2 separate regions of the Homo sapiens genome follow, and region 2 is linked to region 1. The links are chromatin loops, found by intact Hi-C in ENCODE. Cell type or tissue: dorsolateral prefrontal cortex. All regions are shown on one strand.

Evidence for each region. Hi-C counts contacts between places; a loop is a spot of excess contacts. Peaks named below come from ENCODE experiments on the same cell type or tissue, not always from the same donor. Only the 100,000 strongest peaks of a DNase experiment are listed, where the experiment ranks them.
Region 2: a loop joins it to region 1, with 2.7 times the contacts of the local background. A loop is called at or near these places in 14 of 110 quality-filtered maps.

The regions. Positions count from the first base shown.
Region 1 is chr1:33,466,329-33,474,328 of GRCh38, reverse strand. It overlaps ZSCAN20 (zinc finger and SCAN domain containing 20), which reads right to left and starts at 1,684. Exons shown (of 8, transcript NM_001377376.1): 1 at 1,638-1,684. It also overlaps the pseudogene TLR12P. RefSeq lists a silencer at 3,427-3,721 and enhancers at 5,111-5,635, 5,636-6,162. In dorsolateral prefrontal cortex, CTCF peaks have their summits at 1,656, 1,858, 3,445 and 3,646 (motif pointing right); DNase peaks (open chromatin) are centred at 1,798, 3,668, 5,174 and 6,132; H3K4me3 peaks cover 2,358 bases; H3K27ac peaks cover 4,910 bases.
Region 2 is chr1:33,137,175-33,145,174 of GRCh38, reverse strand. It overlaps a transcript of AZIN2 not described here and a transcript of ZNF362 not described here. Among named protein-coding and RNA genes, the nearest start is that of TRIM62, 41 kb to the left of the region's middle. RefSeq lists enhancers at 3,450-4,049, 4,650-5,249. In dorsolateral prefrontal cortex, CTCF peaks have their summits at 4,204 and 7,182 (motif pointing left); a DNase peak (open chromatin) is centred at 7,162; H3K27ac peaks cover 433 bases.

The DNA.
Region 1 (8,000 bases):
ATTTGGCTGACAGTCCAAGCTATGGCTTAAAGCAGTCTGACCTGACCTCACACATAAGGGCTTAAGCCAGGGAGAGCAAATAGGTTTCATTTAAAGCAGAAACTTCAATCAACTGGAAGTGGCTGCCTAGAGTAGTGTGCTGAGGGCTCTGAGTACAGTGTGAATATGTGCTGAGAACCAACCAATTAGCCATGACTGCCAGGGACACAGGAAGGGGCACTGGCAGCACACATTCCATGTATTTGTCACCCCTGGCTTAAACTCCCATTGGCAATGAATCAGCTTCAGCTTCCAGCAGATAGCCTTGCCAGGCAGAGGAAGACTAAAGCTCCTGCCCTGGAAATCCACTGGCAATAGAAGTCTTCAAGGCTGGTATAGCAAAGCTTACCCTGCATGGTCTTCATTCACACATACATACATCAAGTATTTACTGCTTTACATCAAGTGTTTACTGCTCTAGACTGGGCAATGGGGAAACAGAGGTGATTGAGACACTGTTCCTGTCCTGGAGATGTTCACAGTCTAATGGAAGAGACACACACTTCACAGATAATTATGATCAAATGTGGTAATAGGAGAAGTTATGGGAGCTGAGGGTTGGGGGTGACTTAATTTGCTTAAGGGAATTGAGCAAAGTAAGAGTTGAAATTTTTTTAAGTTAAAGAAGTTCTCTTGGCAAAGAAGGTGAAGGGCAAGGAGAGAATATTCTAAGCTGAGAGAACAGCATATATAATGATGGAAAACCAAATGGCCTACCCAGGAAACGAGGAAAACCTTGACAGCCCTGGAGTGTGAGGTGCATGAAGATTAGGCTGCAAAAGGAGTTTATGAAGGACAAGGTGTTTGGACTTTACAGGTGCTGGGTGCCAATGAAAGTTTTCAAGCAGAAGGCATAATCAGATTTGTAGGTGAAACAGATCACACTAGGTGCAATGTGTGTGTTCATGCTGGGAAACTGAAAAGGCTTCTGCGAAAACCCTACAAGAAAGAGGCCGACTGAAAAGATATTAAAGAAATTAAAGATCGGAAGATCCTTGGACGTGGAAGAATGCAAGAGGAATCAGTGGGTAAGTAGGTAGGTAGGTAGGTAAATGGGATGATCGTGCCACTGACTTCCATAAGACATAAGGAAAGAAGTGCAGGTTTGGGGCAGAACACAATAGCCAGTCCCATCCACTGGGTTCCAGAGGTAACAATCATTAGGGAGGTAACAAATTAGATATGCTTGTTCTAGATGGGAAGGTAGAGATTGAAACACTATTTTTAAGGTCGGGCTTCAAGCTCAGGCCCTCTTCACTTCTTGCCAGGGCCCCAGACCCTCTATCCTTTCCTCTGTGGTCTCCAGACCTTTCTATGACTCTCCCACCTCCAAAACCTCCCTCAACCCCCTCACCTTCAGACCCTTCTAAGGCCCTCCTCATTCCCAGGGCCCTCTATCGCCTCCTCATCCCCGACCCCTGTATGACCCTTCCCATCTCCGGCCTCTACATCCTTTGACCGTCCCTCACCCTCCACCCCCACATATAAGCTTCTTTCTCCCCTCTCACCTTCCCCAGCCCCCTGTGTCACCACCACCTCCTAAGTCTCCAGCCCAGAGCCTGCGTCTCAGCTGCCCCCGCCCCGCCACCCGGACTCACCCACCGAGACACCCACTTCACAACAGGGCGGAAGTGCTCCCGGGCTCGTGCGGGGAATGCTGGGACGCGGAGTCCGAGCGGCGCCACCCTGGGAATGGAACGTCTGAGACCACAATTCCCAGAAGGAACCGCGCGAGCGCCGGGGGCGGCCCCCTCCGTTTGCTGCCTTTCAGACGTCTTCAGCCAATAGATATGTCATCTTCTAACGGACCCTGGCACTGGAACAAATCGGAACGGGCGCGACACATGGGGGCGGGACCTGTTGCGATCCTGGCCTTTTCCATAGGCTTCCGGATAACAGCACCGCCCAATGGGAGGGCACTCGAGCAGAAGGGGGCCCAGTTCTACTGAGGGGTCGAAGTGAGAGCCTCAGACCCTGAAAGATCAAAGCAGACACAATAAGAAATAAGAAGAGAGAATGACTAGAGGTGACCAGCCCGATAGGCAGGAGAGAACTGGACAGTTGTAGCTTTAATTTCCAGCTTACAGCTAAGCTGTGTGACTTTGGAAGAATTCTGAACCTCGTTCTCTTCAACCATAAAATGAGGGTAGTAATGGCATCCATGTCACAGAGTTTTGTGAACTTTCAATGAGATAATACACCTAAAACGATTAGCTCAGGGCCTGGCTCCTAATAATGCACAGCGATTGTTAGCTATTATTATGTAAATCAGTTAGTACAGAGCTTGGCACTTCCTAGGTGTTGGAAGAATGTTAATCATTATTACAAAATAATCCTCATATAAATGCGGGTGCTCTGTACCACTGTGAATACTTTGGGGCATGAACAATCTAATGTGGTGTTGAGAATGGGGGCTTTGTAGTCAGACATGGATCCAAATCCCAACTCAACTACTTCGCAGCTGTGTGGCCTTGAACAAATTACTGCCATCTATTTTGTCTTTGGAATTTTCATCTATAAAATGCAAGTAATGTAAGAGAACTTACATCACAGGGTGTTATGAAGGTTAAATGAGACTATTTAGGTAAAAGTCTCTGAAGTCAAGCTGCTTGTGTCTGAAAGTTCTTACTTTCAAATGAAGGATGCAGGTCATACCACCCGCGTTGTGAAACCTTGGGCAAATTACTTAGCTTCTTTATGCCTGCATTTTCCCAGCTGTAAAATGGGAATGATAATACTTGCCTCTTCCTGAGACAGTTGTTGAGAGGAATAAATGGGAGAAGGTATGTAAAGAGCGTGACACATGTCTGACACACAGAAAGTGTTTAATAATCATTAGCTAGTCCAGGCACGGAGGCTCATGCCTGTAATCCCAGCCCTCTGGGAGGCTGAGACGGAAGGATCGCTTTAGTCCAGGAGTTTGAGACCAGCCTGGGCAGCGAAGTGAGACCTCGTCTCTATTTTAAAAAATAGAAAATACAATAATATACATAATCATTAGCTATTATTATTATTACCAATGGTTATGCGGCTTAGGGAAAATTGACAATACCTAGCATCTGGTAAGAGCTCAATGCATGTTGGCTAGTGTTAAAATAGGAGAATTCTTAGCTTTAACGACCCAGTTTAAATTCCTTCTCTGTGAAACATGTTCCAACTTATTTGTAGTAATAACTCATGTGATTTTACTCAGTAAACATAATAACAACCCGTAAATACTCCTTGGTGTTGAAGTCTCACAGTAGCCCTATGAGATTGGTATTGTTTGCTCCACTTTACAAAGAGGGAATGAGACTTAGAGAAACGAAGTGACCTACTCAAGATCACAGAGCCAATAAGAACCAGGGCTGCGATTTGTCACCCCCTAGGCATGTGACTCCAAAGGTCCTACACTGCATGAGGAAGAGACCATATGTGGAAGTAGGAGGGTTTGAGATGGGGAGGGACAGTGCAACAGTGTGGGGTGCCAAGGGAGCCGGAAACATTTGAGAGAGTGTCAGGATCTGAAGCTGGAGAGGCAGCTTTGCAGGGTCAGGTAAGGACGTGTCCACTTCAGCATCATCTGCCCTAAGAGGAAGAAGGGAGGCGAGTGTGCAGAGAGAGGAGAGGACATCATTAGGACACAAGAGGGCGCGCCTCGCCCTCAATACAGCCTCGAATTATTCTATGGTTTCCCTTAGCCTTTGTCTAATTAAAGCCTGGCATTCTACAGAAGAGAAAAAACTAACGAAGTCCTCAAGAGGCCAACTGCCCTTTAGTGCCGTGTAGAAATAAGCAACAGAGCCTGAACCTGTTCCAGGTTCTCTCTGGTTCAGCACCCATCAGGATTTGGTTTGCAAGCGTTCTGTCTGCATTTGTCTACCAGGACTCTCTCTGATTTGGGCAGACACTAGGCTCTAAGGATGCAGAGATGAAGCAAACCTGGTCTCTGACCCCAGGGCCTGATCTCTAAACTTTCCCAATAGAGCGCTCCCATAAGTGAAGCCTTTTTGAGTTTTTGAGTTGAGCACACACTCCCAACATATGTGTATTTATTTACTTATAAATGATGTGCCTGTAATAGCTAACTTTCCTTGAACATTTGCAATGCATTATTAGGTCCTTCTCTCAGTGCTTTATATGTATTAACTCATTTAATACATCCAAAACCCTTTGAGGGAGAGTCTAACACTATCCCATATTACAGAAAAGGAAACTATGGTATAGAGAGGTTAAATAACATGCTAACGGCACGTGGCTAAAAAAGCAGGCAGTCTAGCTTCAGAATAAGGTAAGATTTTTAAAAAATAGAAATAGAAGTTATAACAGTTTCTTTGCAACCATAGTGTGATAATCTTGTGCACTCAGCTTTGGAGACCACTATTTCTGTGGCTTTCAGGCCTGTGATCAGTCCTTTGAGAAAGGGAGGTGCAGGAAATTGTGGGAGCCCAGGGGCAACAGTTATCTAGGCTGGGAGATCAGGAAAGGCTTCTGAAGAAAGTGATGGCTGAACTGCATCTTAAATAATACTTAAGAGTTCCCCAGGGAAAAGGTATTTTTCAGTGCAAGAACAGCATATGCAATGGCCCAGAGACAAAAGGTGTGATGATGTCCTGGGACCCACAGGTAGTCTAGCATAGTCAGAGTACAGAGTGACAAGGGGGTAGGCTTCTCCTCCCAGTGTTGCTATGAGGCTTAACTGGAGATAGATGGGAACAGGCCTTCATGTTTTTTATTGAGGGAACAGGCAATCAGTCTGCTGTCTCCTGGGCAGCATCCCAGCTTTTTGATCCTTAGCTGCCAATCCCTCTATAACCCAGATGGCAAAAGGGGTCCCTTGGCCCCTTGAAGATCTGGTTGAACTTGACCTGGACCCCATTCCACAGCTTAGGACTGGCCAAAGGCTTCTCTCTTTGCCCTCTCTCTCCATGAATTTCCAACCTTATTTCCTCTGGACTACAGTTTCTGTGAATCCAACCCTTTCACCTTCTGCCTCATTGTACTCCAGCCCGGACAACAAGAGCAAAACTGCATCTCAAAAAAAAAAAATTCAATCAAGCCAAGCATTCATGGATTTAGTACATTTATTGAGGGTTTGGAGATCTTGAGATTACATTACGTACCACATGGCCACCTGCCATCTCCCAGATTTTCTTATTCAGCCTCCAGAGCCTTCCCAAAGCCTGTGTTCCCATTTGATTCTCCCTTGCACACACAGTAGCCCCACCTTCTACTAAAAACTGAGTTCAGTCTCATAGCCCACACATACTCACTATCTCCCTGCCAAGCTGGCTTGCTTTTCTTACCCCCACCTTCCAACACACACGCACCCATTCTACCCTACCCCAGGGTGCTCCAGCCTGCTCCCTAACCAAGCCCAGAAGTCATTCTTTCTTTCCTCTTCCTTGGGCCACATGCAATAGTCTCTTCAGCGGAGCAACCAGGCCAATCTGTGGCAGCAAGGGAGCTAGTGGCGTAAGATGGGCTCCAGGAAGACCAGCAGTAGCCCTTGGGGGGTGGGGGACAGCCAGCAGAAAGGAGGTGGCCAGGAGGAGCTCCAGGCATCAGCAGGGGGTGTGCAGGGCCTGGTGACTCAGCACACAGAGCGTGACCCAGCTGCCCACCATGCTGTCTGCTGCATTGTCAGCCACATCCTTGCCTGGCTCAAAATCCCACTCATGGAGGCAGAGTGGCAGCCCCCGGCCAGCTGGAGGGCAGTCCTCTAGAGCAGGCAGCAGCTCCTGCACCATCCAGCCCTGGTCTTGCCTGCAGTGGGACACAAACACGTCATAGAGGAACCTCTTGCCTTTACCCTTCTGACTCCTCAGACTCTGGAACCAAACCCTGAGCAAGGCCTTGAGTTAGAGGATCCAGGAATTCCTGGCTTCCTTTAGGAAGGGCAAGGAGACCAGCAGAAGCAGCAGGGCAGAGCTGCGCAAAAAAGAGCTCCAACCCCAAAGTCTTGGGGCAGTGGCTCCAGAGAAAAGGGAAAAAGAGATTCTTTGAGTGGCCCCCAGCTTCTGAATGGCACAGCTGCTGTGATACTATGTGCATGTATGTTCTGGGGGACTGCTAAAGCCAGGGCCCCACGCAGGCATTGGCACACTGGCAGGCCAAGGATGAGGTCAGAATATAGATGTACTGGGGCATCCGAGGACTGTGCTCCTGGAGGCTGTCATCCAGCATGAAGTCTTTCTCCCTGTCTAGTACTAAGACCTGGAGACTGCCGAGGCCCCCAAAAGCAGCAGCAGACAGTGTCTCCAACCCTGTTTGGGACAGCTGCAGCATATCAAGCCTGGGCAACTCACCCACCAGCTCCTCAAGCCGCACTGGGCAGGGGCATGCTTGAGACTGCAGTGCCTGCAGCTTCAGCTCCTGTAGACTGGGCAGTCCCGTGATGCAGTAGGGCCTAGGGCTATGCCTGTTTCCCCATCCTTCAAGGACTTGAGCTTCGGGAGCTGCCAGAGGAAGAAGCTGGAGGTGTCCTGGGAACAGAGGGGCTCCAACCTACTGCCAAGCAGGGAGAGTTGATGAAGGGCAGGGAAGATCTTGGAGATATTCTGGGTCTCTAGCTGCAGTCCCCAGCCCTTTAAAGTCAGGATCTGCAAGACTGGAAAGACATTAGGAGACAACCTCCAATGCTTCATGCCTGAAACTGCGTGGAGCTCCAAGCTAGTCAGTCTTGTGAGCAGGGAAAATGCTACTCCCGCAGGGCCAAAGGGAAACTGTATTCTCAAGCTGTGCAGACTTTCTGGGCCCCGGAAGCCCCAGGTTGGGCTCAGCACCATGTGAGTACCTACCAGGTTTTGGGTGGTCAGTGTAGGCAGAGGAGCCAGCCAGCCCTCACCCAGGGTTACCAGTGGATTATTGCCCAAGTTCAAGGTCTGTAGCCTCTGTAGGCCCTGGAATACCTGGTCTTTCAAGCAAACCAGTTGGTTCCCTTGAAGTAGCAGCTCCCGCAGGTGGGGCAAACAGGAGAAGATGACTGGGGACAGGGTACACAGCCTATTCTTGGACAGATCCAGGGCCCACAATCCTGACACAAACCCTGTCTCATTCATACACAACATGGCGCTCCTCAGTTGGTTGTTGGCCAGGTTCAGTCTCTGAAGCCTGGGCATGGCAGCCAGGAAACCTCGTGGTAACTCAATCAGGCCATTGCTCCGAAGACCCGAGCTCTTCAGGCTGTGACAGGAAGCCAGGCCTTCCAGGGCTATGTGCCTTGTCCGATTAATCCCCAAATTCAGCTCCTGAAGCTCAAAATGGGCAACCATCCTGGCAGGCAGCTCAGCCATGTCAGTGAGTGTCACAGGGCATCCAATCTCTGCAGCCCCCGTCCCACCAGTGCATCTGCCTTCATCTTTGTGTGGTCCAGATTCAGAGTCCCCAGCTTGAGGACCTGGAAGGCTCCAGGACTGGCCAGCTTCAGCCTACTATTGAATGACAGGTCCAACATGTCCAAGGCCCAGGCATCCCCAGAGGAGGGGCCATGCACCAGATCTGGGAAGATATCAGCCAGCACCCCCACATTCTGAAGGAAATTACACCTGATCGACAGCCATCACAGACTGGGAGGCAACCGGACACCCAAGCTCCCATCCAGGCAGGAACCCAAGAAAGCAAGGTCCTGGAGGGATCTCAGGTCACCAAAGGCATCAGCGGTAGGAAGATTAATGCTCCCACGGTGGGAGCTATGAAAGACATAATGCAGCTGCCCCAACCCCCAGAGAGCTCCTGGCAGGAGCTGGGTGAGATGCAGATTCAGCCCCAGGACCTTGAGCCCAGGAAAGCGGGAGAAGGCATCCTGAGGCAGAGCAGAAGTGGAACCAGATTGACAGAGACCCTCCACGTTCTGCAGCACAGTTTCCAAGGCCCGCACCAAGTTGATCACTGAGAGGCATGTGGTGAGGAAAGGCAGGCTGGAGTCCAAGAGGCAAATCAGGAAGAAGCGGGAGACCATAGACAGCCGGGAGCCTTCAGTC
Region 2 (8,000 bases), 330 kb after region 1:
CCAGCCAGGGAAGGCTGTCAGTCTTTACCTGGAGGAGAGGTGGTGGTAGTCTTGGGAGCAGGCAGCAGGCAGCTCATGGGGCAGTGGCAAGAGCCTGGTCTCGGGAACCACACAGACCTCAGCTCAAATCCAGGCTCCATCACTGTGTGACTTTAGAAAAATGACCACCCTCTCTGGGACTCAGTTTTCCCACATGGAAGATGAGGATACCAATTTCACATAATTTATTGGTAAGCTGTAAAGTGCAGTGCACTTAAGGAGGCCCTACCCTATCCCCCCAGCTGCCTCCCAGAGTCAGTGCCTGGAGCTGTATGGGTTTCCTGAACCTCTGGGCTGGCTCTGACCCAAGAAGTCTGTCTTTCTCCTTATGGGCTGTGACGGGTATGGAACCACCTAGACCAGGACCATCCTGAGGTCCATCCCACCTCTGACTGATGAGGAAGCATCCTGGCTGGGAGTTAGGACAGGCTCTGCATGTGGACACACAGGCTGTGCACACTTAAGTGGAAAAGACTGTCGACTAAAGAAGAAATATCAAGCTTTTAAAGAATTAAAGTTCACTTTACTTAGAAGTCTTACTGAGTACTATAGACAGGCCTAGAGCCCAGCAGCGGCCCTTTAGAGAGGTTCTATCAGTCGGGCCCAGGACAGTATTTTAGCCCACTGCTTATATACAGGTGGTGGAGGTTTAGTACACGCAAAATCACATCACACTTGCTCAGAAGTAACATTAAAGCCACCGGGCGCAGTGGCTCATGCCTGTAATCCCAACACTTTGGGAGGCCAAGGCAGGCGGATCACCTGAGGTTGGGAGTTCAAAACCGCCCTGACCAACGTGGAGAAACCCCGTCTCTACTAAAAAATACAAAATTAGCCGGGTGTGGTGGCACATGCCTGTAATCCCAGCTGCTCGGGAGGCTGAGGCAGGAGAATCTCTTGAACCCGGGAGGCGGAGGTTGCGGTGAGCTGGAGATCGCGCCATTGCACTCCAGCCTGGGCAAAGAGCGAAACTCCGTCTCAAAAAAAAAAAAAAAAAAAAGAAGTAACATTAAAGCGGAATCATATATCAACGTTTGCATGTAAGAGTGTGTCTGGGCTATAGATTACAGAGGCATAATCATGAATGCCATCAGACACTATCTTCTGTACAGGAAAAGGCAAGGACTAGGTTTATTTATCTTTTAAGGAACGTAGTGACTCAGGCAAGAGACATGGGGGCCATGCCCACTATTCTGTCTTGTCTCCAAAGTATCCCTCCACAGAGCCGCACATGGTCACAGAGTCAGAGGCTTGTGAAATTATGCTGGCAAACAGAAATGAGGGAAGTAGCTTCTTCCATTTGCTACTGTGTCTCCCAGGCCACTGGGTGCTCTCTGCAGTGTGCAAGGGAGTACAGCACCCCTGGGAGCCCAGGACTGGTGTTGGCTTTCTGTTAAGTCATTTTCACCCTAAGCCATTCTTGGCCTCCTCACCCACAGAATGAGGGAGGTTAGGCTGCAGGCCACAGGTGGATCTTCATCTACAGCCTGGAGCTGGGGAGAGGGAACCACCCCAGTCATTGACTCGCCTGGGTTTCTAGGAAGAGGAATGAGAACGAGGATGGGAGAGGGGCTGTTGGCAGGGGTGGGTGGAGAGGTCTCTGATTGTCTGATGGAGAGCAGCCCAGTTCACAGGGAAGTGACTGGGGTGATTCTGAGACTAGAGTATCCCAAGCCCTCCCCCATCCTCTCAGATCCCTGTGACTGCTCTAAAACCACGCCCTCTCATTTTGGCTCAGTGGATCTGTCTTTGCTCAGCCTTCTCCCTCTGGGGTCGGAGCACCCCCTCCATGGCGCATTCCACCTTCTCCCCACTCAGCCTCAGCAGCAGCTCCAAGAAATGCTGGCCACTTCCCAGGCTTTACTCACAGTTTCCACGTGTGTGGAAGTAACTATAGAGGCCAAATTTGCATTATCAACTGGGGACTCCTGGAAATGGGGGTGTCTCCAAGAGATATATTTGATACACGTCCAGAGAATTCCTGAAGGAAAGAATCTGGGGTTGTCAGGCTGATATCATGAACCCCACATTTAACACATTAAGTGAAGAGAGGGGACAAAGGCCAGGCTTGGGAAGGAAGGAGGGATCAACAAAGCCCTTACCCAGGACAGATAAAAATGATAGAATGGCAGTAACCCCATTTGGAGCCCCCATTTGTAGTCAGCAAGCAAAGTACTGGTCCTTTTTACACCTTATCTAACCATCGAGACACGCCCCTGTGGTTGGTATCATTATCTCAGTGTTTGAGCAGGGAAACGTCACTTCCCAGAGGACCCACAGCCAGTACTCGGCAGAGCTGGAAATCAAACCCGGTCCATCCAAAGCTAAAGCCAGATGTCTCTTTACTGGACCTCTCTGGAAATGCTTCTCAACTTTGATGATGGCTCCAGTGACAGGCAGCAGCCACCAGGACTGTGATCTCCCTGGGATTTAAAGTGGGAGGTTAAACCAGGCTCCACGCCACTGCGGAATTGTGCAATTGTAAGTCAAGTCTCAATTGTGAGCCAAGCTTCTCCCAGGGTCAGAGGTGGAGTTAGAAAGGCCCCATGTGACCCTGAGCAAGTCTCTCTCCTTCCCTGGTCCTCAGTTTCCCCATCTCTATTGGGGAAGGGTTAGGTATCTATTCTAGTTGATTAATTGCCAGGGCCTGAGCTCTGATGGTCCAGGATTCTGTAAGTCTAACGTTAGGTCCCACGGCTTGCCCTGCTCAGCACCTAATAAGGCCATTAGCTCTGGCTCCTTCTCTCTGGGGTGGCAGCAGGGACAGAAAACAACAGAGATACATTCTCTTGGCAGCACAGAACTCAGCTCAAGGGTTCTGGGGATGGGGCCTTCCCTCCTGCCAGGGAGGCCATCTCGAGAGGCTGACTGCTCACACCTGGGCAGCACTCTGTCTCCTCCCCTCCTGCCTGGGTCCCAGCTCTGTTCACCACCCCAAAGCACATCACCACAAGGTCAGTTGCAAAGGCCCGGTATCACAGGCTTAAATACAGAGGGCTAGGAGGGAGGTGGGAGGTGGGAGAGGAAGGTGGAGTACTAACAAAGGTGTTGAATTATCACTGCCCATCAGGACACGGTTATTTCCCCTTACTCTGGGACACCAAAGATTCTACACAATCTTCCTATAATCCTGAACCACAAAAGGGAGGCACAGCCTCCAAAAAAAAGTAGGAGAGGGGAGGGGGGAAGTACTTTTATTTTGAAATGTGTTCATTTTTCTTTGTTTTATTTTCTATCTTGATGAAAAGAATATATTTTTAAACCTAAATACAAAATAGTACAGTTTTCTATTTTTTTTTAAGTTCCAGGATACATGTGCAGGACGTGCAGGTTTGTTACATAGGTAAATGTGTGCTATGGTGGTTTGCTGCACCTATCAACCTATCAGAACAGTTTTCTATCTGCTTTAAAAATTTCAACAGTTCTATCATATTTCTATTACAAAATGCTCCCCCCTCCCTTGAAATTAGATGAAGAGGGGGAAGGGTTGACACTGTGGACCAGAGACCCAGGGACTTCCTACCCTGATGTCATGATAAGGGCTGGGGAAGGGCTTTCAGGAAGCTGGCATCAGAGGCACAAAGCTTCAGGTCCTGGTGAGCTTCCCAAAACTGTGAGACTAGATGTGATCGAATCTGAATGCTGGAAGGGTCTGAGTGATCCTCCAGTCTAACCTGAAGCCCAGAGAGGGTTAGTTTCTAGCTCCACATCACACAGCATATGGTGGAGCTGAGATGAGTACTCAAGTGTCCTGGTTCCCAGTCAGCACATAGGGGAGGGAGATTGACTAACTGAGAGGGCCCCAGCCCAGGCAAAGAAAAGGAACACAGGCCAGGCTGGAAGGGACAGGGCCAGAGCTTAGGAGGGAGGTGCTCAGAGGAGAAGGGTCCCACATCTAAGAAGGTCTGCGGGGGTACAAGAGGGCCTATCAGAGTTGGGGGCTGCAGCTCCTCCGAGAGGAGAAGGAGGGGGCAAAAGGGTGATCAAATCAGGAAGTCCTCCCTGGGGTGTGCATGCCAGTCAGCATCACGGGCCCCAACATGGCTGATGAGAGACCCCTGATCTCAGCCCTGCCATTTACATAGAAGAAAACTGAGACACAGATGCAAAGACAGCAGCCTGCAGGGCACAGTCAGGGCCAGATCCAAGTCTCCTGACTCCCAGCCATCGGCTCTTTTCATGCAAACTTCAGTCTCCCTCTTGTGGATTCTGGTGTCTCCTCCTACCCCCTGGGAACCTGGAGCCTGAGCAGAAGGAGAAGGGGAGAGAGGAGGGTTCCAACAACCCCAGGCACCAGGAGCTGGGTGCCTTCCTCTGTTGTCCTCTCCAAGGAGAAGAGAGAGCTGGCCTGGACCTCCAGGGCAGAGCCACTTCATACCTGCCCACACCTGGTCCTCCTTTGCTGGCAACAGAGTTCAGAGCTAGCACCAGCCACAGCAAGGACAAAGCCCAGCCCAGGCAGCTGCTGGAGCTGCAGGGAGTCCCAGGTAAGTGAAAGCATTGGGACTGATGGCCCAAGGGGGTTCCCTGATTTCATGGCACTAGAGAAAGCCCTGGGATATCAGGTGGTTTGAATGTTTTGAAGTCTTTTTCCCCAGAAAAGAGGCTCTTGCCCCCTCACTCCCTGCAGGCTGAGCCCCTGTGCCTGCTTCCTCTGCTTACCACATACCGCAGGTCAAAGGCCCTCCCTGACCAAGCTGCCAGATCTGCCAATCAGAAGCGAGGTCCTGGGGCCCAGCAGCACTGTTCTTGCCACTGGGAGAAGGGAGAAGCAGATATGGGACCTGAAAGGTCACCAAAAAAAGCAGACAGGCTGGAGGTTTGTGCCTCTCACCAGGGTGGGGCTGTGAGTCGAGACCTGGGTAAACCCCAGCTCCGTCTCTGACTCACCAATGACCCTGGACAGCTCCTTCATCGCCACCGTAAGCATCCCTGTTCCTCATCGGCTGAACAAGAGGGACAGGCAAAGGTTCTAGCCTGAGGCAGCTTCCTGGAGTTTGTCCATTGGTACCCCTCTCTCCCCTCTTTCCTCTTAGGGACCCCCCTCTGCCACACTCCTGGAAAGTCCTTCCCCACTTCTTTCATTCCTCCATCAAAATTTACCCTCCGGTGTTCCTCAGGTTAACTGGCTTACTGTTTAAGATGTCTCCCTGTCTACAACCTATGCACATTTATAATAGGAACCACTCCCGGAAGAGTAGCTGATGGTGGGATCTTAGAAACCCTGACAAGCAGCAGAGGAAAGATTATGGGGAGGATAGAAAGAGATAGGGGACTTCTCATGACACCATATGGCAGCTCTACAGCAGCTGCTGGTGGCTCCTGTCTTTCCAGCTGATCTGTCCCACTCTTGCCCCCATCCTCAGCACTCAGCCCTCCCCACCAGCAGCCCAATACAGGCTAATGGCCACGCACCACAGCCTTTCTGTTTGCAGGGGCTTCCTCTGCAGGAGGAAAACAACCTATGCATATAATGTTAGAATCAGACATGTGGACCTTTATGATCCCACGTGGAGAATGATAAGCATATTTTTGGCCTTAATGAATCTGCTTTTGGAGTACTCTTCCCCCTACCTAATGCCCTCCTTTTCCTTACTGTTGAAATCTTACTCATCCTTCATGTCCCACTCAAGGCAGGCTGTGTCAGTCATCCAGGTCCAGGAGATTCACTGACCCTGGGCTTTCCAAGAAGGACTCTGGGTCTCCCACTGCCACTAGGCATGAGCATCTCAAGATGGGGATCCTGTCCTATGGTTTTGCATGCTGGGTGCAGAGAGAATGTCAGAAAATGTTTTCTGGCTGAAAAGTAGCTAATGTCAAGCTGTAATTTTGAAACTACCCCATCTCCAAGATGGGAGGGAACTTACAGACCAGAGATAACCCCTCCCTGATGATGCTGAGCCCCCAGAGCGACCCTCACTGATCATTCCCCCGACACCTAGATTTTGTGCAGGGAGAGCCAGGGAAAAGAGGCAGAGACTAGGAAAGTTATTTGTTTGCTTTTTTAACAAATTATAACATAACTTGTGCTCATTTTAAAAAATGAAAATAAACACAGTAGAAATTCTCATTCTCCTTCTTCCCCAGTCCCAGAAGTCAGCAGCTATTAACAGTCAGTGCGAGTCTTGCAGGCATTTTTGCTTACACATAAACAAATGTCATTTTCTTTTACACAAATATGATCATCTTTCACATACTGTCCATCTTTCTATGTGTTCTGTGGTGTAAGTAGAAGCCCAACCCTTTCCCCTGCCACCTCCCTGGACCTCGGGCTCCTCAGGCTCCTACAAATGAAATTATTGGTCAAAAGATTTTCTCATTTAAAATGTGTTGCTTTCCTGGGTCGTTTTATTTTCTTGTAACATGCTCATTATGGAAAATTTGGAAAATACACAAGACACAAAGGAAAAAAATCATCCATCAGCCACTGTCCAGAGATAACTGCTGCTAGCATTTTGAGGATAAGGTTTACAGTCTTTCTTTCCTTTTCTTTTTTTTTTTTTTTTTTTGTTGTTGTTGTTGTTGAGACAGGATCTCGCTCTGTCACCCAGACTGGAATGCAGTGGCACGATCACAGTGCCTCAGCCTCCCAACTAGCTAGGACTATTATTGGGCGTGCTAATTTAAAAAGAAATTTTGCAGAGACAGGGTCTCGCTATGTTGCCTAGGCTCATCTTGAACTCCTGGTCTCAAGCAACCTCTCCACTCAGCTTCTTAAAGTGTTGGGATTACAGGCATGAACCACTGCACCTAGACCAGCCTTTTTTCTACGTGAGTCTATTCTACGTAAATCAAACCACTTTGCCTATTGTTCCATAACCTGTTTTTTTCCACTTAATAAAAGATTGTTATTCCATGTTAGTCTACAGCATCAGTTTAGTATGCTGTGTGACCTCAGGGCCACCTTAGAAGCCTACTTTTCCTAACCCCCATTCTGAGTAGGGAACCTGCCGCAGCAGATGCCCAGAACGCTCTTGCTCCAGGGTGTAACCTCTGCCTACTGGCTCCCTTTCAGGAATAAAATGCCCTGAGAAGTCCCTGAGCACTTGCCTCCTCCACCTCCCCTGAGCTGAAATCCCAGCACCCCACTGATGGTTATGCAGTCCCCCTGCAACTTCTCCGGCGCCACCTACCGGTGCAGTAAGTAGAAGCCCACCCCTTTCCCCTGCCACCTCCCTGGACCCTCAGCTCCTCGGCTCTGCTGCCAACCCAAGACCCAAGGTGGGGAGGATGGAGGTGGGGGCCTGGGTGGTCCTGACTGTGAGGCAAGGGAAGCCCTCTGGACTCAAGTTGGGCAAGCGACAGTGCCTCTTGCCCTTGTACCGTGGCCAGCTTTCCCTCAGAATGATGAGACTGAGGAAGGGACAGGGGCAGGTAGGTATCAGAGGTGGGCCAAGGAGGGTGCTGAGCCACTTGAAAGTTTTCTGGTTCCCAAAGCAAATACCCAGCTTCCCAGCCCAAGCCCATACTCTGCCCAAGGAATTTACTAGCCAAATAGTGTGGTTAAGTGTGATGTTGGGCAAGATCCCCCCTCTGGGGATCTCAGTCTTCTTACCAATTATACAAGGGGAAATATAGCCAGGTGGTTTCTAAGCCACCTTCCCAGCTCTGAAACTCTAAAACCCAACTGGAATCCATGTTTTCAAATGCTCTGTTTTCTCTCAAAGTCCCTGTACGCCTCATGATTAGTTGAATCCAATTATAGACCAGGTCTGGTTTGAAATATCATTAACATAATAATTATTATGGGCTGTCCTCTCATTTAATCCTCACAACAAGCATAAGAGGAGATACCATTTTTATCCTCTTTTTACTGATAAGAACACAAGGTCCAGAGAGTTAAGATGACTTTCTGCTTACGTGGCAGAGCTCACATTTGAACCCAGGGCTGTGTGACTCCCAAACCTGTGCTCCTTATTAGCCTCCAGTCCCCATACTACCCTGTGATGGGTGTAGGGATC